Linked DNA regions of Mus musculus: all the other regions are linked to region 3. Evidence: chromatin loops called from intact Hi-C (ENCODE). Cell type or tissue: left cerebral cortex. All regions are shown on one strand. Links, peaks and the distances in the headings refer to the core of each region. The heading gives the core; the rest is flanking DNA.

The links. Peaks named below come from ENCODE experiments on the same cell type or tissue, not always from the same donor. Only the 100,000 strongest peaks of a DNase experiment are listed, where the experiment ranks them.
Region 1: a loop joins it to region 3, with 2.2 times the contacts of the local background. A loop is called at or near these places in 4 of 42 quality-filtered maps.
Region 2: it touches region 3 in a loop (7-fold over the local background); 3 of 42 quality-filtered maps call a loop at or near these places.
Region 4: it touches region 3 in a loop (2.1-fold over the local background); 4 of 42 quality-filtered maps call a loop at or near these places.

What each region holds. Positions count from the first base shown.
Region 1 is chr12:51,114,669-51,120,790 of GRCm38, forward strand. No RefSeq gene overlaps it. Among named protein-coding and RNA genes, the nearest start is that of Gm34745, 39 kb to the right of the region's middle. In left cerebral cortex, for the core only: no CTCF peak of the experiment used is centred there; DNase peaks (open chromatin) are centred at 3,539, 3,812 and 4,418; H3K27ac peaks cover 1,871 bases.
Region 2 is chr12:49,371,902-49,378,023 of GRCm38, forward strand. All of the region lies in intron 1 of Gm34304 (predicted gene, 34304), which reads right to left. Among named protein-coding and RNA genes, the nearest start is that of Gm34304, 6.9 kb to the right of the region's middle. In left cerebral cortex, for the core only: CTCF peaks have their summits at 2,994 (motif pointing right) and 4,267; no DNase peak of the experiment used is centred there; H3K4me3 peaks cover 3,550 bases; H3K27ac peaks cover 4,754 bases.
Region 3 is chr12:50,997,062-51,003,183 of GRCm38, forward strand. All of the region lies in intron 2 of Gm40421 (a long non-coding RNA gene), which reads right to left. Among named protein-coding and RNA genes, the nearest start is that of Gm40421, 4.8 kb to the right of the region's middle. In left cerebral cortex, for the core only: a CTCF peak has its summit at 2,757 (motif pointing left); DNase peaks (open chromatin) are centred at 1,450, 1,683, 2,372, 2,746 and 4 more places; H3K27ac peaks cover 1,925 bases.
Region 4 is chr12:51,098,154-51,104,275 of GRCm38, forward strand. No RefSeq gene overlaps it. Among named protein-coding and RNA genes, the nearest start is that of Gm34745, 56 kb to the right of the region's middle. In left cerebral cortex, for the core only: no CTCF peak of the experiment used is centred there; a DNase peak (open chromatin) is centred at 3,019.

The sequences.
Region 1 (6,122 bases), core at 606-5,605, 120 kb after region 3:
CTCCTTGGATACTTTCTCTAGCTCCTCCATTGGGGGCCCTGTGATCCATCCAATAGCTGACTGTGAGCATCCACTTCTGTGTTTGCTAGGCCCCTGCCTAGTCTCACAAGAGACAGCTATATCTGGGTCCTTTCAGCAAAATCTTGCTAGTGTATGCAGTGGTGTCAGCGTTTGGAAGCTGATTATGGGGTGGATCCCTAGATAGTAGCTTGGTATTCTTAAGGGACCCTTAACAGTGGGAGTAAAGGCTATCTCCAACCTCTGACTTTTTTGCCTGTGCTTAGGACCCTTTTCTTCCTCACTGGTTCCCTTGTCTAGCCTTGATATGAGGGGCTGTACCTAATCTTATTGTAACTTGTTATGCTGTGTCTGGTATATGCCTGGGAAGCCTGCTCTTTTTTTTTTTTTTTTAAGGAAAACACAGAAGGAATGAATCTACAGGAGATGGGAGGTAAGGAGAGGAGATTAGGAGAAGTGTAGGTAAGCTGAAATATAGTGGATATAAAGAATAAAAACTAAATTTTTTTTTTTAAAAAAGAATGAATTAGGGAAAAAAGAGTGTTAGATCTTCCTAAGAAATAAGGAGCAAATATTATCTTGGAATTCAGCAAAAAGACTCGAAAGAGGTTTTGATGTCCGACAGCAAACACCAGAAGGGATTGAGCAGTAAAGGGGACAAAAAGTAAAGGTGACAATTGGACTGTGACATTGATATAGGTTAGGTGAGGATTTAGGGTTGAACAAGATCCCCAAAAGTGTCACTCAGTAACTGAATACTTCCATTTAATAGCAATTATCCTCTTATATAAAACACTGTTTGGGGATTTTGTTTTTGTTCTATCACTAAACACATTGTTTCATCTTTATGTAGGACACAAGTACAAATACAAACAAATTCTCAATAAACAGTAACCTAAAATTTGACCACACTGGCGATTGCTCACTTCTCATCCTTATTGATTGACCGTCATATACCATTTACCTGTCTGTGTGAGTATAGAATGAACCTCACAGGCTGGTGTGTTTGAACATTAGACCTCCAATTGATGGCACTGTTGTGAGGAGACTTCGGAGCGATGGCCTCGAGAGCAGAAGTGAGTTGTGAGGGGTGGGCGTTGAGGGTGATGTCCACTTCTGATCCCAGTTTGTTTTCAGATCTGGCAGGATATAGGTGATTTTGACAGCATGCTGAAAGCAAATTGTTGTGGGTTGTCCTGATGCTGTTTGATTTCTGACGTTAATTCTGCTTCCTCAAGAGGGAGGGACAGCCTCCGGATGAACAGTGGATCACGTACTCAGGTGATCCCATGTGAACCTTCTCCCCATTTACTGGTCAATAATGGCTAGAGCCTGTGATTAGGCAGCAGAGGTGAAAGGTGGGACAGGAGGTCTTTGAGAGTGGGAGCAGAGAGAGAGAGAGAGAGAGAGAGAGAGAGAGAGAGAGAGAGAAATATGAGAAGGGAAGGAGAGAGGACAGAGGAGGGAGGGAGGGGAGAGGAAGGAGGAAACGAAGATGGTACAGAACCACATGGCCAGGAGAAACTCTGTAACAAAGGGTCTCATAGCTGGGAAATAAGTTAGTATAGTGCTAGTTCTGCCCAACCTAGGCTTATCGCTTATAAATATAACTAGATTGTGTGGTTTTTATTCGGGATTATTGGGGTTGGAAATTACTGCAACAGCAAATACCAGAAGGAACTGAGTCACTCCAATGTGTCTACCCACCATGCTCTCTCCACCATGCTATCCATGGTGGAGAATAAACCCTTCCTCCCTTAAGTTGCCTCTATAAGGTGTTTGGTCAGGGATAAGAAAAGTAACTAATGCCACCCCACCCCCCTTTCCAGACTTGTAGCCCTAAGGGTCCCAGATTGTCCATTCTGTCACGTATCCACACCTTTACCTGGAAATTAGCATGGATGCCACCACACACATTCTTACCCTCCTTAAGCTGTCCAGCTCTAGAGGGACTTGAAGACTGTTCCAAACTTTGCAAACATTACCAACCTTACATGCTCTGATAAAGTTTTGCGTGGCTAAATCCTTGATGTCTTTATTTTCATAAAGGGTGGCCTTCAACTTACCTCAAATAATAGCATGTCATTCTAGTCTACGCCCCATCAATACAATAGAGCAGATGTTTGTTTGACAAATTAAAATCTGAATTCTTAACCCAGGTTTTTCTTGAGAACGAGATAGGCTTTGTCCACCACAGAGAAGTCTACCAAGAATAAATATTGGGTTCATTCAATTTTTATTCACTTTCCAGTCTTTCTTAATCTGGACTAGCTATGATATTAAGGCCATGGGATAAAAGTAATTTGTCTTAATTGATAGACACTCTCCTGTAAAAACTAAGAGTGTAAGAATTTTCTGTGGATAAAGCCCTTAAAATACTTAATAATATTTATTTATGTGGTATTAGCCTCTAAAGAAAAAAGCATATGCCTTGTATCTTAATTGCCAAAAGCACGGTAACATTAATATTGTGACAGTGTGGTTGTGTTAGTACTGTTTAAAATGATCACACTTATTAAAAGTTAGTTACACTTTACCTGAAAGAATTTTACCTATAATAATAATGTTACGGTTTAAAGACTTAAGATACTCTCTTAAAAGTTTTCTCATTCAACCACCTTGGTATATGTATGTATGTTTTCGAGATAATTCATATTCCAAATGAGGACTTCGATGACAGTGATTTTAATATAGTTTCACATTCTAATATTTTTTTCCAAACTCTCAACCACTCCTATTTAGAAGCAAACCCTCTCAGGATGCCCGCTGCTTGCTCTGGAAAGCAGTGCCCAGGGTGGACTTTGTAATGTAAGAGCTATGTCTGAGAAAGTAAGGGAAGATGGGTTTGGGCTGTGTTTATACGTGCTACACAAAAGGCAGTGGACAAGCCAGTTGCCCAGATCAAAGACTTTGATGAGAATGAGCAGTGAAGCTTAAGTACAGAGCTGAAGTCACCCTTGGCAGCCATTGAGTAGTTAATCAATACTACCACAGAACTCAGGCTCCGTTGACCCACAGCCGAGGTAAACAGATTCCAGGTCGCCAGCAGTCTGTTTCAGAAAACACCTCACAAGCATGTTCAACTTAAAGAAGGCAAACTGAGGCACAGTGCACCGACAGAGCTAGCCCCTGAGGCCAGAGTTCCCACCCCTCCAGTCGCCGATCCCAAGCCAGTGCCTCACTCCAGCCTACCCCCTCCCTGCTCCAACACTTGATATGTGTTGAATACACTCAGTGGTTCTCAACATGTTTTTTCCTTACAGTTCTTTATTAGCAACATTCATTTAGGTTTTGGACTCTTGTCAAATGCAATGTGAATGGAGAGCAGATGCCTTTTCTGAACTCAACAGAACAAGAGGAGAGTCACAGAGCCCATCTTGCCACAATCAAAACTAGTGCTTACAACAACACCCACTGCTGGTGACAGGCTGTGTGGAACTGGGCCAATGCTGATCTAGCAAGAGATGCCAACTCAGTGAGTCAGAAAAATGTTTCAGATGTGCCAGGTCGCTCCGAAATCCCCATCAGGTCCTGGGTAGAATAATTGCCGTGTTCCCCATGAGCAAGGAACCAAGATGAGAAAACACAACATCGCTGGGACAGCGTGTATCGTTCGCATCCTAGCTGGCAGCAAGGCCCGCTGCTTTGAAAAGGGTACCGCGGGCTGCCTGAAAGGCTAAGGTGGCTGGCAGCAATTCAAAAACACAAGATGGAGGGAGAAGCAATTGTGGGAAGGAATTCAAGGCGGACAAAAGGATTAACAGCAAAAGGATGCAGGGTGTACAGGGATGGGTGGTTATGGTTTACCGTGGGTTTAGCAACACTGACGTGTTTTTATGAATATTTACAAGAACATTTGGAAGCTGTGTCTTGCCCACACAGCCTCCGCCCCCAACACTCTTGGTAGAAACTGCACCATATTTAATGAGGCTGGGGATGGGAGGGAAAACTAGGCCTTCTTTGGCTCCCAGATTGGGGTCTCTTTGCCTGGTTGCCAGGACTCCCAGGAGGCAAATAGTCACTGAAAGAAAGTTTAGACAAGACAATCTAGGTCTGAGTACTAGGAAGCCTAGTAATTAAAAGGCATAAGAAGGAAAAATGGTGTTTAAAAGATAAGAAAAGAGTGAAAACTGAGTCTCTGGAAAAAAAGAGTCATTGCGGTGGCTTGTTCTGGTCTTCGGGTAGAGAAGGGACTTTGACCAGTCACTAAAACAGTTGTTTACAAAACCACATCAATTCTTGGTTCTTGTGAGTGGGTCAGCAGGGCTGTTCCCTTTCCCTCCTAAGCCTTCCCTGGCTTCGGTTCAACCTCTTCATCCATCAGAAGAGTCTGCTTTTCTTATTGATTTTGTCCGTTCCCTTGCGGCACGTTACGAGGTGTGTACTGAACGGAAGAGTGACACCCTGGAGCAGAATTCTGACCTGCACTGCCTGCGTTCTCATCGAAGGCCTGCTACTCTGGGAAAGTTGTGTTGGCTCTTTAAATCTCAGTTTCACCCAATTGTACAGCCAAACTGAAAGCAGCTAAGAATCAACAGAGATAAGGCAAGGCACGCAGTGAGGGCTCCAGCACGGCGCAGTCACTTTGTACATGATCGGTACAGTCGCTCATCACACATTTGTCTTCTCATGGGCTGAAAGCAGACTTTTAGTTGATCGCAGACACAGAAACACCTAATGTGGTGGTTTGCATTAGAATGCACCCCCCACCCCATACACTCATATAGTTCAATGCTAAGGTACCAAGGAGTGGAACTATTTGAAAGGATTAGAAGGAATGGGAGGTGTGGTCTTGTTGGAATAGGTGTGTCACTGGGGGTGGGCCTTGAAGTTTCAAAGCCCATGCCAGGCCCACTATCTCTATCCTTTCTATCTATATATATGTACCCCCCTGTCGCCTATGGATCAGAATATAACTACAGCTACAGCACCATGCATGCTACCATGTTCCTGACAGGCTCCTGACAGGATAACGACTAACCTCCTCAAACTATAGGCAAGCCCACAATTAAGTGCTTTCTTGTTATAAGAGTTGCCTCGGTTATGGTGTTCCTTAACAGCAATAGGCCGGTGACTAAAACAACTAGCTGGACTACCAGCAACTACAAAGGCCAGGCAGGTGGCTTTATACTCAAGGAATTTGTGGCAAGCTTCCTTCTGGCTTTATGTAGAACAAGCCTCTGGCAGAATTGTGTTGTCTTCAGCCATGATGGTCTTCAGCATGTTTCTATTAAAGCTGGACCTTTGGGGCTGGAGAGATGACTCAATGGTTAAGAACCCTTAGTGTGCTTCCAGAGGACCAGAGCTCAGTTTTCAGCACCCTTATCAACAAGCAGCTCACAACTTCTTGTGTCCAGTGCCAGGGGATCTGATGCCTCTGGCCTCCAAGGGCACCTGCACTCCTTTGCGAGTGCACGCACACACACACACACACACACACACATGCACACGCACACACTTGAAGAAAGTCCAGATCTTTTCTGAGTATACAGGTCTACACAAAAGCACTTGCTTAGAAAGCATGAGGCCCTAGGTTTAATTCTGGGGTGATGCTCTTGAATTAATCATATATTTCTTATATTTGCTTGCTCACGGCCTTCTCTGCATCTCTTTCTTTGGCTCTGTCCAGGCTCTTTTAAATAAATATAAATAGTTCCTTAGCCAAGCTGTCTCACACCGAGGGAGTATGTCCGTCTTTGTTTGCTTGTTGTCTTCCTCTCAGGCTTCTCTCTGAGATTTGATCTTGACTCTCCAAGGTGTACACATTGGTGCTCTACCCAGCTGGAGCTTGCTTCCTCCATCTCTCACACATCTCTGTTTCCCTCTGCGGTGGCAGCACTTTTCTGGGAAGGTATTCAGAAAGCCGGTTTCTGAACATTTATGTACCAAACAGGAAATATCAATTCGGTTTGTATTCATTTGTTAATATGGTGAGTAATTCTAAGTTGAAATAATATTTTTCCAGAGATTTTAGTTTAACAGTGGTCCCTTGCCCTTAAAGGTCCACAGTGGGCTGCCTTTTGAGTCTTCAGTGATATTGTTTGTCTCCTCAAAAGCATTGAGGAGCCTGACTCTTAATGCTCTGGGCTTTCAAGGTGTTACCA
Region 2 (6,122 bases), core at 626-5,625, 1.6 Mb before region 3:
TTACTTTGAATTTCAAAACATTTTGAGCAATGGTGACATAGAGAAAGCACAGATGTGGTTATTTAAAAAAAAAAAAAAGATAGAAAATTTAGTGTGTTCCTGATACTAACTAAAGAGCAGTCTTAAGTGAGTAACCAATGCCTCAGAAGAAATACCAAAATGTCTATTTGTTTCTATTTTAATTATGTATATGTTTATAACTCTCATTATCAATTCTTGCTGATAATTTGTAAAATCAATGTAATACAGCAAAGCTACCTTGGAGGAAAACCTGACATGGAAAAACATAGTTTAATTTATCTGTGTTCATGGTGTAAAATTTGATATTATAGAGTTCTCCTGGTAAGACAATCACACTGTATTAGAAAAGCCCACTGTGCCTCAGGAATCTTAAAAACAGCCAACACTCTTACTTTCATCAATACTCATCCCTATGGTCACTAGATGGCACTGCTGCTATTTGAATGAAATTTCACTTCCAACCTTTTTTTAAAAAAAAAACATAGGGTTTGGAAATGATTTGGGGTGTCATTTCTTGGGAGTTTGTACAAACAGAAGATATTTGGCACTTTGTATATTAACAACTACAGTAATGTTTTGTTAAAGAAAAAAACACTACAAAGGTGAAGTAACTTCCTAAGAGGAAGAATGGTAATGCCAGAAGATCTTGAGTCTGCATGTCACCAACTTTTAGGTGGCAGGAACACTTCATCTGTGAATCACAAACCATCACTAAACCCACTGTATAACATTTATTACACATCTGATTTAACTTGGCTTTTTGCTGATGATCTTCTCCTAGGAAACTGGATCGATGAATCATGACTTTTTGGCCAGAATTATATGAAAGTGTATAAAGCTTTATAAGATGATCACTCTCTTGGGGGGTGGGGGGGTGCATCCCTTCTTGGCAAGGGATACCAACAAGCCCCCAAAAGTAGACCCTAAAAAGTTCTTCCAACTAAAGAAACATACCCTACACATGAGACCATGCAAAGCACAGAGCATCTCTGTGGCAATTTCTTGTGGCATTTTCTTCAGAGGACTGCACTGAAGAACACTATAGAGTCTCAGTGAGAGCCATCCTGACTTCCCCGGACAAACTTCCCGGGGGAAGGAAAGGTGGCACTGGAGAATAGATGGACTAGGATTTGCTGCTAGAGGCAACCAAGAGCTTTAGCTAGACTTAGGATAGTCCTACTCTTTAGAGAGAAGCAAAGCTGTCCAGTTTATCCCCGGGGATAACTGAAAAGCAGCAGAAAGGGGAGGGAGCATCCCACTCACTAAAAGTTGTTGTACCCCCTTTCCAGACCCCATATTAAGAAAAGAGGAGAAGTGAGGGAGTGGTGACCATGCCTTGAAAAGAAAACAAGAAAAGAAAAGAAAAAAAAGCCAACATTGCTTGGGAAAATCTCCACAGATGAGCATTTCAGTTGCATTAAGTGGTTCCCATTAGCAGCCTACCCACGTAGAGGAAGGCTAGCACGCTGTTAATATAATGCAGGAGAGGGATGATAGACCTCGGAGTGAAGAGTGGAAGAGCTAGCTTTGCATAAACCAAAAAAGGAAAAAAAATCTGAGGATTTGAGTTCTTAGGGCCTTGCGGTAGAGTGGTGGAGTGGGCTTAGAACCCTCAGGCCTTAGGCCACCGGACAGCCATCTAGTGTTTGTGATTTTTAAAATACATATTTAACTACCTTAAAATAATTTAGACATACACCAGGAAAATAGTTTAATGGTTCCTAATTGAACTGCTATTGAGTCAGAAGAAGAGGAAGAACCCTCAGAGGGCGTCCAAATCCCGCGTGGAGCATCTGAGACTAGGAGGCAGGAAAGTGGGGGGAAAGGGTCTGTCTCGGCATCACCTCCGCTCTCTTCATCTTATTCTTGGAGAAAAGTTGGTAGACATAGACTAGAAAAGAGAGAGAGAGAGAGAGGAAAAGGGAAGGAAAGGTGAGACATCTAAGAAAAAATAGGAAGAGAGGGAAGGAAGAAACCAGGGGAACCGAAGAGATAAAACTCATCGGAAGTTCGGGTACTAGCTACACTTATTTTTTAAAAAGAATTCAATCATTCTGCTCCTTTCTCGTCCTGCTAGCTTAAACATTTTTATAGGCAACTTCGGGCAGATAAAACTTTGAAGTGAGATGGGGAAGGCTGAATGTCTGGCCTGGATCACCATAGAGGCTGCGGCGGTGGCAGCAATGTCCGCTAAGGGAATGTAGCGCACATTAGGAAATTCTTCTTCCAGCCGCCCTAGCCTCCTTTAGAGTATCCCTGCCCAAAGCTTAAATTAAAGTGAGTGGGAAGGTAGGGTGGTTCTCCCCATCTCCCCATTGGATCCAAGCGATCCAACAAGACTTAAAAGCGAAAAGTCCTGCCGAGCGGAGCTCCAAATTCTCCCGCAAACCGCATGCGTTTCTTGACAATACAGGACTGTGCAAAAATCTAGATTTTTCTCTTGCGTGGGTCTGGCTCCAGGGACACAACCAAACAAAATCTGCATTATGGGTATTCCCAGTAGCCTACCTGGGTCGATAAAACTTACAGGACTAATTAGATAAAAAGCAGGGGCCCAGATTTTGTATGCCGGCGGAGCAGGGGGCGGGAACTGGTTTCTTTCTCTGCGCAAAACCAGAGGGAGCCAGACTAAGATGATTCTCTCTTAAACTGTTCCTTTAAGGGACCTGAAATCGGGCTGCTCTAAATGAACCCCAGGTAAAAGAGAATTGCCTCTCCAGCACCTTCCAAATCCTGACCCGCTTCCCCGGTGCACTCCCTGGCACTTTCCCGGGAGATCTACACTAACGGAGAAAGTCTCCGGTTTTTGTCAACCGCGCATAACAATTACTAAGAAAATATTGTGACGATGTTTCAGGGCGGAAGGGGATATGAGGGGGTGGAGTGAGGGAGTTAGTTTGGACAGCAATTTGCAAAGAATATTAACTGATTCTCCGGGTCACCGCGGGGGTAAAGGGGTTGGCATTGCATTATACAGTTGTTCCTCTAGGTGGCGGACTTTAGTACCAAACAACCGCTATGTGAAATGTTGACTTCAAATAGGATTAAGCTTCTTGGTGGTTAAAAATAATAGTAGTAATAATATAGAGGTGTGGGGCTGTTTTTCCCCTTTGGGGTATTTATTTATTGCAGGGAAAAGTCATTGATTTTCCTAAGCAAACTGTGTTTCTCCTTCGCTTGGTGGAAAATAAAAAACTGTTTGAATAAATAAGTTATTTCTGAACATTTTGTTGTCAAAGTGTTAAATGTTCCCGTCATTTTTATTCAAACACTAACATGATTACAGCCAATTATATATTCACCAGTGTTCTTTATTTTAGAGTAATTGTACTTGTCACTAATAAAACAGAGGCATAATGGATCGCTACTGTTCTGGATTCTCAAGCAATTTTGTGTAATTTGATTGAATTATACATCTTATCTGCTACTTTTTTATTTTTATATTTGGAGATCCTATTTTCTTGAAAATTGCAGTTCTATGCTTGTTTTTACTGCTTTTCCAGCAACGTACATTTCCGTAATGCTGAGAAATAGAAAGAATCTCTTTGAAATGTCGGAAATCAGTTGGTTACAACACACACACACACACACACACACACACACACACACACACACACACACACAAACACTAGTTCAGCATCGGAAAGCCCTGAAGTCAGGGGAGTCCAGCAGTGGCTCTGCTCCCCTGACAAGTTCAGTGCCAAGGAAACTCCCCATTCGCCCCAAAGGCAGTCACCTCCCTGCCTGGATGGAGTCTTTGGGGCTTTGTCTCTTTCCTGTAATGATACTGTTAGGTGTCTAGGGCTTCAAACATGCCAAGACAAGCCGACCATGGGTTCTGTTCATATGCAGTATGTATCAAGGGGGAGAAATATACACAGCACAGCTGAAAGATAAACTGTATACAACACTCCAATTACACAACCCTCAAGTGCCTTACCTGCCGGCTCATCCTCACCTCCCCACAATTACAATGACTATCTGTTTGAGCTTTGAGGGGGGCTTTGCAGGGAGCTATAGGACCAGCATCAACTTACCAACACCCCTCCCAATCACAATTTTTTAAATGGGTAGAACACACCCATCTACTCAGTGTCCATATATTGGAACAAATCGAGGAATGAACCTGACAGCAGACAGGCAGGGCTATGATCCTATAGGGATATCTCCGGAACTGAAGGATCAGAGAATGTGCAGTTCTCGTCCCAGGAAATTTTTTCAGCTTCTAGGACAAGACTCAAACGCCCCGCTAGGAGCTGCCGCTGTGAGATGGAGCCAAAGGCTCTGACAAGTGGCTTGTGTATGACCCAATATTTATCAATAACAACAACAACAAAATCAAGTGAAACCAAGGCTTGGGATTTTGAACTGCCTACGGAGTCCTGGCGGATACAGAGGGGCGAATAAAGTCTCTGGAGAACAGTTGGCTCCATTTTTCCGCCCTGGGGAGCAATCCCAGGGCAAAATCCAGTGCTAATTGATCTCAACCAGCCGCAAGATCAGCTGTAAATGTTCAAGGGGACAAAGAAAGAGCAGTGTGCTCCAAAGATACTCTGAGCACTTTTTCAAGCAAATAGAGGCGTGTAATCAATAGCATGTATATGAATATAAATAGAGATAGAGAATTACTTTAATTAATTAGGAAATAATGTTTCGTGTACAATTCCAGACCTACTCAATACCCGTATTCTCCCACTCACGGGTTATTAGGTGGTCTGGACCTAGAACTCCCTCTATGAAAACCTCCAGGCCCAGTTTTTGGATGCGAGATGGTTAGCCCATACTCAGCTTAATTGGGGGCCTTTTTTCTTTGGGGGTATTTATTCTAAACCCAAACGGTGGGTTACTTGGGCAGAAATCCGAGCGAGCAGAGCGCCTGGCCCTACTGGCATTCTGGAAGTCTTAAAGCGAGAAAGCACCAGAATGAGCCTCTCTAGGCTCTGCGCTCAAAGAGCTTGCGGCAGCCAGCAGCCAGCCGCAGCATGCATGCCGTTGCTCTCGGCAAGGGGGGCGGGAGGGGGGGTCTTCTGAGTTTCCATTTTCTCTTCTTTTTTATCTATCAAATTCACAATCTAGACGAAAAGAGGGAAAGAAGGAAGAGAGGAAAAAGGAGGGAGGGAGGGAGGAGGAGAGGGAGGGGAAGAGAGAGAGAAGGTAGAAGGACAAAAAGAAAGACAGAAAGAGGGAGCGAGCCTCTTGGCCTGAAGGTTTGTAGCCCACACACTCAGCTGAGCCACACTTGCCCAGCTGAGCTATTATCTTGATATTGCTTTCTCTCTCCTGGCTTAAGACAAAGCCAGAAGGGAGACACCGAATTTGACGAAATAAATCAAGTAGGGATTGTTTAATAATAAAAATATCCCACCACCTTTCTTATCAATTCTGAAAAGGAATTGAGTTGTTTTAGTTTTCATTTGGTGACTGTAGTAGCTTGCTCCTGTGCCCTACTGTATCTAGCTTGCTCTGTCGGGTGTCTCCTTCCTGTGTGTATAGCTTCTTGGGAAGATTCGCAGAGAAGTGGTGTGTAACTGCTCTCCCCCACTGGGTTCAATACTCCTTAGTTGTTATTGAATATTCGAATTAACTTCAGCACCACGCACTGGTATTTCAGCTCAGACTTGTGCACTATATCAATACAAGCTCACAACCTTTAACTGTTTCCGCCCCCGCCTCCCCCCCCCCTTTCCGCGTTCACCATGGCAGATGACCTATAAAGCCCAAAAATATTGATCTGTTTGTGCATACTTCCAGTCTGATGTGCAAAAACCAGACATCTAAGCTGAAAGTTGCCTTTTCAGAAGGGGAGGAGGGATCTGGAGATGAAACCTAAAGGCAAGGCCTCTCTCCGGCTGGATTGCACTTGGCAGGCGTGGACTACAAAGGAGCTCAGGGTGAGCGCGCTGGGAGGAGAGCAGAGGCAAGCAGACTAGCAAGTCTCTCCGCGAAGCTCCTTCTTCAAGAACCAGAGCCCAACAACCACTGCCGCCCCAAGAGGGTGGGCAGACAGGACCTTTGGCAAACACTGGTGCCACAGGTTTTGATTTGGGTTGGGGGTGGGGTGGGGTGTGGGGAGGACCTAGAAGAGCCAGTACTAGAGAGCG
Region 3 (6,122 bases), core at 567-5,566:
CCTCCAAAACAAATAAAGGTGTAAATGTTGCCTAAGAGCTGATTTTCACTGGGAAAAACAAAAAACAAAAAAACAAAAAAAACAAAAAACCCTGAGCTTGGCAAGAAAGGGTCTCTACAAAATCAATCCAGAGACCACATTTGGTCCTTTTCTGTTTAAGCATCCAAGAAATGGCTGGCATGTTTGTCACCTTCAAGGAAATGGCTGGTGTGTCACCTTCAAGACAGGGTGCCCCAGCTGCCCACTTCTTGTCTGTTGACATTTATGAATTATCTGAAAGTCTGTAGTTAAGATTTTGAGTCATTCTGTCCCTAAAAGATGTTGTCCTCTTTCTACCTAACTGGTGTTTTTGTCTTCTGGACAGACATCGAGCTCCTATGAAAAGAAGCTCACCAATAAAGCCTTGTTTTTGACAATAGGTCACAGCAGGGGCTGGGAAAGAAATCACAGTAGGAAAGGCAGCTGAGTGTGGGCATAACAAAATGCCCTTTATTTACAGCAGCACAGCCTATAATATGCAATTTCAACGCCGAGCTCCACCAGAGCAAGTTGAACAGACCGCTGGTTCTCTAATGAAAACTTTGAATGATTCCAAAGGTCTAGGGCCCTTTGCACTGGGTGACCATTATGTACTAAGAAGGCAGTGTGAGTATTCCACCTTAGAATATTCATAGAAACCAATTCCACCCTTCCGCCTCTGCCACCACGTCCTGGCCAGGACATGACAGCTCACAACCCTCACATCAGTCTCCTGAAAGAAAGGATGACAGAAGGCAGAACAATCTTGTTTTCATTTCCTGACCTCTTTGTAAACTGCATCTCGCTTAAACATCTCCCACAGACCTACACTTCATGGGCAGAATCTGTTTGTCTCCCCATCCCTGGGACAATTAGGAGATAACGTGAAAACAAAGACTGAAAACAGAAATAAGATCTTAAATAAATCACTTATACAAATGAAGAGATACAACTAGCCATACCGAAAATCTTCCTGCCTAGTTTACATGCAACAATCCCGTCATTCACTATTCGCATCAGGAAAGAGAGGCACATAAGAGGCTGACCGATTTATTACAAACAGGCCTTTTTATGCTAGCCTGATTGCAGAGATGTTACTATAACTGAGAATTCTGAAGAGGACATTAAAATACAGCTACAATGCCAAATGGAGTGGTTGAATTCTTACAGCTTTATTCAGTCTGAGCATGGCATTCCCTTCCTCGTGTGGAAGTCCATGGGTGGCCATTAAATCAAACTGAGCCTCTTACAAGCCTATTCATATTGACCAGAGTATGGTGGCTCATTTAGCCAATTCTGCAAGTGCATATTGCAGAGGGATGGAGGGGAGGTAAAGACCCTCTAACACTGCTCAGAGCTTCCTTGATTACAGTCCTCCCCGTGGGACTCAGGTGTTACTCAACCCCATCCCCATCGCGAATGTTAAGAAATTCCAAGCCCAGGGAATGACGACGACGGCACATTTCTTTCTGCTCACTTTGATTTGAACGGCAAAACTTCAAGAACATCCAATTCCCTCTGATTCTGCTTCTTAGCACAAGACTTGCTGTGAGTCTCTTGTGAGGATGCACGTTGCTGACTTATTGGGAAACTGAAGGAAAACGACAAATACTGGCTGCTACCCATGAGTTTATAAGGCTTTCCATCCTGGCTGAGGTGGCAGCTAGCAAGGCTTCCTTCCAAAATTCAAAGTTAGACAGTTCACTCTTCCTGAAACTTCCTTGTGGGTAGAAACTGAGATGTCCCCACTCTTAGTTTACAATTCTCCTAGAGTTATATTTTGCTCGACAACTCCACTGAAATGCATTTCTGATGAAGTCGTGGAGTAGAACAGGAGGTATTCAAGTTCAACCCAGAATAACGGCGAGGAACGGCACACAGGCCTTGCCTACAGCCATTTGGACCTTCTCTGAAGATTGTCAATGAATCTGTGATTCACCAACAACACCTTGACTTCATTAAATTGTAATGAATTGGGTATCAAATACGCTGTCCCAGAGAATGTTATTTATATTTGACTTTACCAAAAAAAAGGGGGGAGAGGGTGGGACTGTAACACTATAACAATAATTTTCTTATGAGGTTCTAGAACTGATTCTAAAAGCAGACAGAAAACCCACTTAAGGAAGAAGAAAAAAAAAAAAGTTCAGCACCCACACACATGTCTGCTTCTTTGTAAAATACTTATTTAATTTCGTATATGCTTATTAAAAGTTGGCCAGTAACCAAACTACAAAATATTTTACAACAAATAGCCCCCACTAGATCATCTGAGGCACCGATTTTAACACGTATTTTTACAGGATAGTCAAGCCTTCTGAGGCTGGGAGTGATATAAATTCCACTATAGTAAGGACACTCCATGTCACACTGGAACTGATACGAGGGATGAGGTACCATGTGTACGGACAGCATAGTATAGGGTGCTTAATTGTAGTGGCAAGCACACAGTCCTTGTGCTTCAGGCTCATCCCACTGCTAAATTACAGTGGTATTTCCCTTTATAGTGTTATGAAATAAACTGCAAGATCTCTAAGCACACACATTTTGTTTGGTTCCTAAATCAGACACATGTTTTCCCCATCCCAGCTCCCAAGAGCTGAGCACACAAAAGCATTCCATTCAGCAACAGGCAACTACAGTGTTCCCCTTTCAGGTCCTTGGAAGCTTTCAGAGCTCCATCCGGCTTTAAGCCTGTACGGCTCAGTCAGCGAGGTGTCCGCGAGCGCCTCCTTGTGGCGAGAAGGACGGAGCCTCCACTTACAGCAGCGCTCACTCCCACCCTGTGCAGCTGGCATCTGCCCAGGCCAGCCCAGAGGGCGGAGGAGAAAACACTCCTGCCTGGTGCTGCCCTGATAAATATCTGATGTCTTGGCTCTCCTGGAAATCCGAGACAGTCCATTCTCCTAAGAGGGGTAGGCACTATGGCCTTTAACTCAGCCTCTATTCTCCACCGAGGCCATGGCTCATTCCTATCCAAACTAAAGCTTGTTTGTACCATGACACTAATAAATGTGCCTGGATGTGGTTCCGACTTCCTAGCCGTCGGTGTTACTCAAATACAGAGTAATTATAACTGGATTCCTAGCTAGCGTTTTTTTTTTTTTTAAGTCTCCTATAACATTTAAATTAGACTAAATTCAGCTGTTTGAGTGCCCTCTGACAATGTATTTTCTCTCAGCTCGACGACTGTTTTATTGCTCCATACGCACTTGACCTAATCGACAACATCCTGCACTCTGAAATGTTTATACTGTTAAATGAATTTTTAATCTAACTTTTACAGCATTCAATTTCAGTTTCATCAGCCATCCACAGAGCAATATCTAATGTTTTAAAATAATCTAGACAGTTAAAAGGAGGGAGGGGGAGGGGGGAGAATCGCCGTGTTATGAAGCAAATGATTAATTAAAGCAAATTAGATTCTGGCAGCTCTTGCTATCATGGTGCATTCCCGACCAGACTAATAAATCTTCGTTGAGAATGCGCCTCCGTGAGGTTCAAGAGTCACCTGGGAAAGGACATTATTGACTAATACATTTTACTGTTAGTTTTATTTGTTCCTGCTTTATGGACTAATAACGAATATTTTTCAAACAGAGTGCATCCATGAGTCCGCTTCTGCTCCGTCTGTAAGGGTGGGTTCGAGGGAGGCTGAGAAGCTAGAAAAGTTCTTTCTATGTGACGGAAGTCAGTTATGGCAACTGAGACAGCTTAAGATGCCGGCAAACAGCAATAAGTCCGAGGACCACGGCACCACGCCAGCCTGCTGCAGCAGTGACTGGGGCAGATCTTGGGATTTCTCTGCACCCTGCAGCTCGGTGGGAGCCTCTCTCCTCTCCTGTTTGAGAGGTTTGTCTTCTCCCTGTCCTAATAGCTGGCATCTCCTCATTGGGGCAACTAACAGCTCTCTAAATCCAGCCAAATGCTGTTGCCATGCTCACTGCAGTCTTTGCTGTTTCTGAAGGCACAGAAGGGAGAAATTGACAGCCATTTCAAGAAAGGGTCCATACATGTGCCTTTGATTTAGGCTGCTCACAGTATTGCCATTTAAATCAACCTTTAATAATTTCTAATATCAACTGTTGCAGGGTTTGTTTTTTTCAAATTCATACTTGTGGTTGCCTAATCTGTATGTTTTAATATGTGTTTCCTGCAACTTTCCGTCTGCTGTACCCCTGGCTTGGATCCTTTCTGCCCAGATCTCAGCGAATGCCTGTGTAAACCTTAAGGGCTGTTCTCTGTGGCCTTCACTCACTGCATGTCACGCTGCCTAAAACCCATCAAGACAAGGCACAGACTTATTTGAAGTCTGTGGTGTTGTGACAGCGAGAAAACAGTTTTAAAACAATGGTGTGCATACCCAGAATACATTTATCTTGAGATTTATTAAATGAGGGGGAGGGAAGGCCATAAATCTCCAGAGTACATTTTTAGATTGCAATAAATAACCACACAGCATTAAATGTTTGTGCTGACTTTTAAACTGTGCCCCCAAGAATCTCCAAAATACAGCCAAGTGCATTAATATACCGGAGACCCTTCAGGCTTTCATGTGCACTGAAGCTCCACCTCCTGCCATCACTCGGCTAATTTTGATTACAGAGTAAATTGGCTATAGAAGGAAAAAAAAAACCCACAAATTTTAAATATATACAAATAAGTATTCTACTGTGTTCCTTTTAAGAGCAGATTGTGAAGTGAGCTACGATTACCCATCAAAGTGATTTCCTGGGCCCACCACCTCATCCCTCTCCCATCCTCCACCTCTGAGCACGTCTCTCTCTGGCTTGGGCTCCCTTTCAGCTTTCTGCAGCAGAGATTCCTGGTGCTGTGCAGAATGGAAAGCAGCCTGTGGCTCTGCTCAGCGTGCAGCTCATCCCCTGGCCACAAGCAGGGCTTTTGCAGACAGTTTAAAAAACGATCCGGTATTGCATGAGTTAAAAAAAATTCCCCCTGGAAAAGCTAATTATTGCATGCAGATACTTCTTTGTGTGATCAAGGAGGGGACAATTTAATAGGCTCTGTAATACAACCAAGAACAAAATTGCTTTAAAGGAAGTCTCTTGTTGAGTGACAACTCTGTTGCCTGAGCCAATTAGGTCCCAATAAAGAGTGTTGAATTGGCTCCTGCTTTCTCATTAATTATGTTCTGTCACAGACATGGGGCTTGATTTAGCAATTTTGTATTACATTAAGATACTGAAAGGCTGGGAACAAATGGCTCGCTCTGATAATAGGCATTCTCTCCACGGTGTGACATTTACTATCCAGCTGTCCGTAAGGCAGCCTAGCACTTCAGTTCAGGGGCTTATTTGTCATTGCTTCAAAGGGACACTCAGCTTTTCACAAAAAAAGAAACAGAGAGGCTAATAGATAGGACAAAATGTACCGCTGATAAGCTTTATTAGAGATGGGACGCTAGGGTTTTGCTAACAAGCTCATCCGTTGGGACTCAGCCGAGTTTGCTGCCAATCATCCTCCACACAAAGGCACACTAGTTAACAAGGAGAAATGAATTACAGACACTTATTCTGCCGGTGGGATCACAAATACACCAATCTGTGAAAGAGGCACAAACTCCAGAGACAAACTACATATTTGTCAATAACCTCCTAGAAAGAGCCCTAGTAATTCTTTGAAGACCTTTGATTTCGCATCCCTCTAAAATACATGTATAGGAAATGTTTTCGTTACCATGACATTCTTTCTTTGTTATTTGTACAAATTTTCATCACATTAGAAACAGAAAACCAAGGAGGTCTGCAAATGTTTTAGTGGGTCTCTAGACACTACTTTTCATATCCCCCCACAGGGAGCTCATGCGTTGGTTATTTCATTAAGGCCAACAGAAAATTAAATCTTTAAGCTTTAGGTTTGAGCTAAAATCCAGTACCACATTAAATAATCTATAATTCTGGATGTATTGTGTTTACAGAGTCCAAGAATAGGATTGGTTTCCAAGTGGAAACAGAGTACCTTTGGTCAAACAATTAGATGACATTTTAAGTTGAAAATATGCACACACACACACACATACACACACAGAGATACATATGTACAAAATATATCCATATAAACCTGAATTAATATCTCTGTACAGT
Region 4 (6,122 bases), core at 769-5,768, 100 kb after region 3:
TAATTATGTTTCTTTTTTTTAAGGTTTATTTATTATTATACACTGTACACTGTAGCTGTCTTCAGATTCATCAGAAGAGGGCATCAAATCTCATTATGGGTAGTTGAGCCATCATGTGGTTGCTGGGAATTGAACTCAAGACCTTTGGAAGATCAATCAGTACTCTTACCCTCTGAGCCATCTCGCCAGCCCTAATTATGTTTCTTTAGTCATCATAGGTACAGCTTTGTATTTAAATTCCCTAACCTTTGACTTTTAGAAATATATTTGATTGGTCCAGATCATCTTTTCCAGCTAGACCAAAGTCTAAGGTGATCTGCTATTTATCTAAGATAAATTTCAATTAAGGTGCCAACACTACCTGGGTATTCAGGGCAGATTCATGTGAAATTACATGATTTGGAAGAGTTACATGAATAAAACTGAGGACTGAGCATAATAGCACATGTCTATAATCCCAGTGTTCTGGAGGCTGAAGCAGGAGGATTATGGGTAGCCAGTCTGGCTATATAGCAAGACGATATCTACTGGAAGAAAACAGTAAACCAAGGAAATTCTTTATACTGGAATAAATGATCTCCGAAGCAGTTTGGGGATAGGGAACTCCATGCAAATGAGTTAGCAATAAATCCATTTTCTTAATACTCCACAATGGCTTTCACTCTTTAAATCAACCACCAACACAAGCCACCTGGGACAATGAGGAAAAGTGACACAATCCAGAAGTTATCTCCATCAGGAAAATGCTGAAGAGCCCTTCAATAGCAGCAACTGCCTTGGAGTTGTTTCCCAGATGTGAAGTAGTAAATCATACATTTGTTTAATATAAATGTTGCTTCAGCATCCCGGTGTAGGTCTGGTAGACACAGTTTGAAACCCAGTGACACCTAGTCACTTTTTAAAAGGCTTATCTCACTTTTTATATGTACGACTATTTTGACTGTATATTTGTTTATGTGTCACACACATGCCTGGCAGGCCATGGAGAACAGAGGGGAGCATTGGATCCCCAAACTGTAGTAACAGACAGTTGTGAGCGACAATGTGGATACTGGAAACTGAACCCTGTCTCTGGGAAGAGCAGCAAGCGTTCTTTACCATTGAGCTGTCTCTCCAGCCTGCCTGTAGTCATCTTTGGGCTGGTCAGATTACCCTATCTCCACATGGACTTGTGGTTTGTATGGCCCCCTGTTCTGCATCTTACTAATTAAAACTAGCATATCCACAGCTACTGTTAACAATCAACAGTCGAGTAAGTTCCCTGCCTGCATGTGTTTTCTTTAACAAATCCACAGTACTCGAGGGAGAACCTAATGAATTAAATCTGAGGACACTTAGTGGTCTACAGTCTCTCCAGTCAGCAGGGTGAGCTCTCTGCCACTTTGGGACTTCCCACTAATCTGTCGGCATCCTTAACCTGAGAGACATAATTCTGCTCATGAACTTTAGCTTTTCTTCCACATGATATCACTTGACTAAATGAAGCATCTCAACTTGATCCTCAGCACGAATCTCTCGGCTTCCCTACCGGACAGAGGTGAGGAGGTGTGGTCCTGTTGAAGGAAGTTATGTCACAGGGAGTGGGCTTTGGGGTTTCAAATGCTCAAGCCAAGCCCAGTGGTACTCTTTCTTCCTGCTGCCTGTGCATCTAGACGTAGAACTTCCAGCTCCTTCTCCAGCACCACGTCTGCCTACATGCTGCCATGCTCCCTGCCATGCTGATAATGGAACAAACCTCTGAGACTGTAAGCAAACCCCAATTAAATGCTTTCCTTATTAAAAGTTGCCATGGTCATGGTGTCTCTTCACAGCAATGGAACACTGACTAAGACAAGCCATAACAATAGAAATCACAACAGACCTCAATCTTAAAAGTGTGTCAAGAAATTCACAGATACACCTGACAAGCCTCCCCAGTTAGACCGATCATTTGCAGCATCTGCCTAAGACTATATCTGAATATATTTACATATGATTCATGCCTTCTCAGAATAACCATTTATGAAGACTAGGATTTTGACTATTTAATTACGATCATCTCCATGCAACACCTAATTCCACACACTCATCAGGCAGTACGTGAACAGAACACTATAAAATGTTGAGGAATACCCAATCTTGTAGTATTTACCTTTTACACATTTGCTCTTTAATCAATATTGCTGTTATGAGAAACAGATGTGAACCAGCACAGTGCGGTAGGATAAGAACAGAGCCCACAAGACTTCTTTGGGCAAGTGCTTTTTTTTCTATATAGGCTTGGGGATTAGCCTGAGTAAGTTCATTTTGTAAAATTTCAAGACTTATCCATAAAGCACAGAAAGAATGGACAACATAAGCACTTATCAACTACTCAGCATCTCATATAATAAATACTTCTGAAAATGTAAAACCTTGGTGTAGAAACTGAAAAGTCAGTATAGAATTCACAAACCTGCGGTGAGATGTAGGCTGCCTAGAAAATCTTTCTCAAGAATGCTGTATGAGAGCTGGGCGTGGTGGCGCACGCCTTTAATCCCAGCACTCGGGAGGCAGAGGCAGGCGGATTTCTGAGTTCGAGGCCAGCCTGGTCTACAAAGTGAGCTCCAGGACAGCCAGGGCTATACAGAGAAACCCTGTCTCGAAAAAAATAAATAAATAAATAAATAAATAAAGAATGCCATATGAGGCAGAATAAGTTAAATTACAATAAAATAATTAAACTCGAGTTTTAGTAGTTTAATCAGTGTGGGTGTGTTTCTCTCTCGCTGTACCTATCTGAAGCCAGTTAGCATGGTGCAGCTTGGGGGGTTGGAGTTGAGAGATGCATCCTCTTCTGCTAAGTGCTCTCCGCACCAAGTAGTGTCTTTGGCCACCAGCCAAGTGAGACCAAGCTGAGGGTCTTACATGTATGTACACCTCAGTATGGAAAGTGACATAGCCGCTTCTACCCATAGGCCAGCTGCAAAAACTCATGAATATTGTCCCATCTAACTACAGAGTGGCTGAGCAATCTGACCACCCACGTGCTGGAAGGAAATGAGAGCAGATGTGGTAAGCACTACGGCAGCCTACCACAGCTTGTCTGTTCATCTAAAAGGCTATCAGAAAGTCTCTTAAATTCTGCAAATAGCTCAAGAGCTCATTCCCAAAATTGGTTTATTCTAATTGTTAAAGGAACAAACTATAGCTCGGCATTTTTCTCTCTAAGTAATGCATTTAAGCTTCTACTTCTTCGCATAGGCTGACCAGGTCAATATGATCCCCAGGGAAAAGCATTACAGAGAATCATTGCTAGTGCTGCCTTGAGTATGCCAAAATAAAACAAGCTGTCAGCCAAAAAGAACTTTGCACAATAAAGTGTTAAATGAAATAGTACCAGGCAAAATAAGGTAATGCTCTTTTGCTGTCTAGCACCACATAAGATGCTAACTGAAAGAGTAAATAAAAACACTCAACGTGCATTTAGCTTTCATAATTTACCTTCTGCAAGGTTGATTTAGAGTATGCAGAATATGCCACATTATTTAGGCTGTAAAAAGGAGTTGCTTTCTACTACCTGCCACGTACAATTATAATAATCTGTCAGACAAATATAATTACAGAGTGTGATGTCTGTTTGAGTGTGAAGGCTCTGATTGTGTGGTATTGTCTGCTTTACACCACGGCGCAGCATAAACAATCGTACTCAGTGGTACCTCTCAGCTAGGACTACTGCTCAGAGTCAGGAACGCCCCATCAAATAGCACACAGATGGTTGCGTTTGGGTTTGAGGTTGTTGGCTTTGTTTGTTTCCCCTCCCCCTACCAACCAAGGCATTTCCATGTACAGACTTGACCACAATGAGCTAATGTCACTGCAGCCCAACATGGGAGGTCTCTAAGATATTGTTAATAAATGCCAAACGTGAATGAGAACTAACTCAGGATATGGCCAATTCATACGGACCAACCAATTCAATGGCGGAAAGCGGTTGAGAAAAGAATGCATGGATCCCTTTAGTGATTAAAAATAATTAGATGACATCCCCATGGGCTTAATAAATAAAGTCCTTATTTTGTATACTAAGTTGTAATCTGCTATTAGACTCTGGTACCAGCTGAAAAAATAGAAAAAGTAACTACAATGAAACCTTTTCACTGAGGAAAAGAAATTGGAATTATGTTTCATTTGAAGTGAGTCAGAGATCTCCTTACCATTCCAGCTATATGACCTTGGATCTGGCTTTTTAAATTTTTATTATTCCATTTATGATTCTGGTCACTGTAAGCTTTATAGCTGTCCATTTTTGATGGGACTCTTCTGCATTTTCCTTTTGAAGATGAGCTTCGCTTAGATGGGATTTCCAAGGTATTCCACGTTCTGCTTTTGTAGCTCACGTGGTGGAGAAGTTTGATGTTATAATCCAAAACACTACACCTAAATTTATAGTCAGCCCCGTGGAACACTCTGGCGTTAGCATCTTGTTTACTTTGGAGTTACTCATCAGTGACATGCTAGTCGTAGAAGAACCAACTTAGAAAAACCAAACAACTTAGTGTTAACACAGGAGACTCCTTTTCTCCCTGAAAGAGCATATGGGAAAAGTATCTCCGAAACAAATTCTTACACTGGTAAGAACCTTTGTTTGAGAGATGTGGGGGGGAAATGTCCCTATGAGTCCACCACTGAGAGGGAACGTTATTTGCACAATGTTTGAGTCTTCCAAGGTAGACTCCAAGGAAGGTAATAAACGTATCAATATAACCAGAAAACTTTTCAACTAAAAATTATGCTGGCTGTGGTGGCAGATCCCTTTAACTTTAGTACTTGGGAGGTGGAGGCAGACAGATCTCTGTGAGTTCAAGGCAAGCCTGGTCTTCATAGTGAATTTCAGGACACCAGAGCCATAAAGAGAGACTACATTTTTTTCTTCCTTTCTTAGACCCTACTATACTTTCTACATTTTTATCTACTAGGTTGTTCAAAGATACTGTTTCAATTTCTGATGCCATACAGTTTCCATGAGAGCAGGACATTTTTTAACTCCACTTTGTCTCTTTAAGGTTTTAAATCGTGCATACATTGTTATAAAGGTCTGAATTAATACATTAAATAGATTGAAATAGGATGTTGTAATATTGGGTGTTTATTACCCTCTCTTTGGCATCTGCTTCCTCCTTCCTACCTCCCTTTTCCACTATCCCAGCTGCTATTTGAAGACTCAACCAGATCTTGGGGAGCTCTTATCTCCAACTTCAGGAACAAAATATGTAGTGAAGGTTCAATCAATCAGCAATATTCCATCTAACAAGTCGTTTCTCTCAAACACACCACCAAAGTGAAGATTCTTATGCAAATGAATCTCAGTATTATTTCTGGGAAGAAAGAGACAAAGATGCTCTTTTGAAGCAGGTTGTAAATATGGAAGCATGGAGACCTGGAAGCTAGTGGAAATTCTCAGAGCTTTGAGAAAAGCTAATTGGAGACTGAGGCCAATGGATATAAAGAAAGGTGTGGCACAAGAAGAAACCAGCTGCTTCATTTGAACCGAATCTTATCTTTTTGTTACAAACAAACAGACAACAAGAAGACAGAAAAAGAAGGAAAAACATTTTTTTTATGTCAGCCTGGGTGACATTTTCTGTTTCTTGCCAAGCAATAGAGCCTGGACAATCAATCGTGTCACCACTGAACAGATATGGTTTGAACAAACACAGTGTGTGTTGTTTTCTTTTTTTAAACTGGTTTGGCCTAATGCAAAGCATACACACCACTCCCATCGATGGGACATAGTGGGCACTCCTTATCTTCAGTTTCCTATGAATGAAACCATTTTTTGAACAAATATTTGGCTCCAAGTATAATATGAAGAAATGTACGGCTGGAGCAAGGAGGATGCAGTTGTGCCAAATGACAAGAAGGTTCTCAAAAGCTACTGTGTCACGGAAGCTAAGAGAAACTGAAAGGCCGGCAGTAGCCAAAGATAGAACATCTTGAGCAGTTAAAAAATAATAATGTCTACAGATTAAATTAATCGAATGCAAAACTCCATCTACACATATTAGTACCACAGGAAACAGAACACCTTGTCCTTGGGAGGATTACACCAAGTGAAGAGAAACAACCAGATTTGGACTCGCCTATCTCATATGAACTGTGCC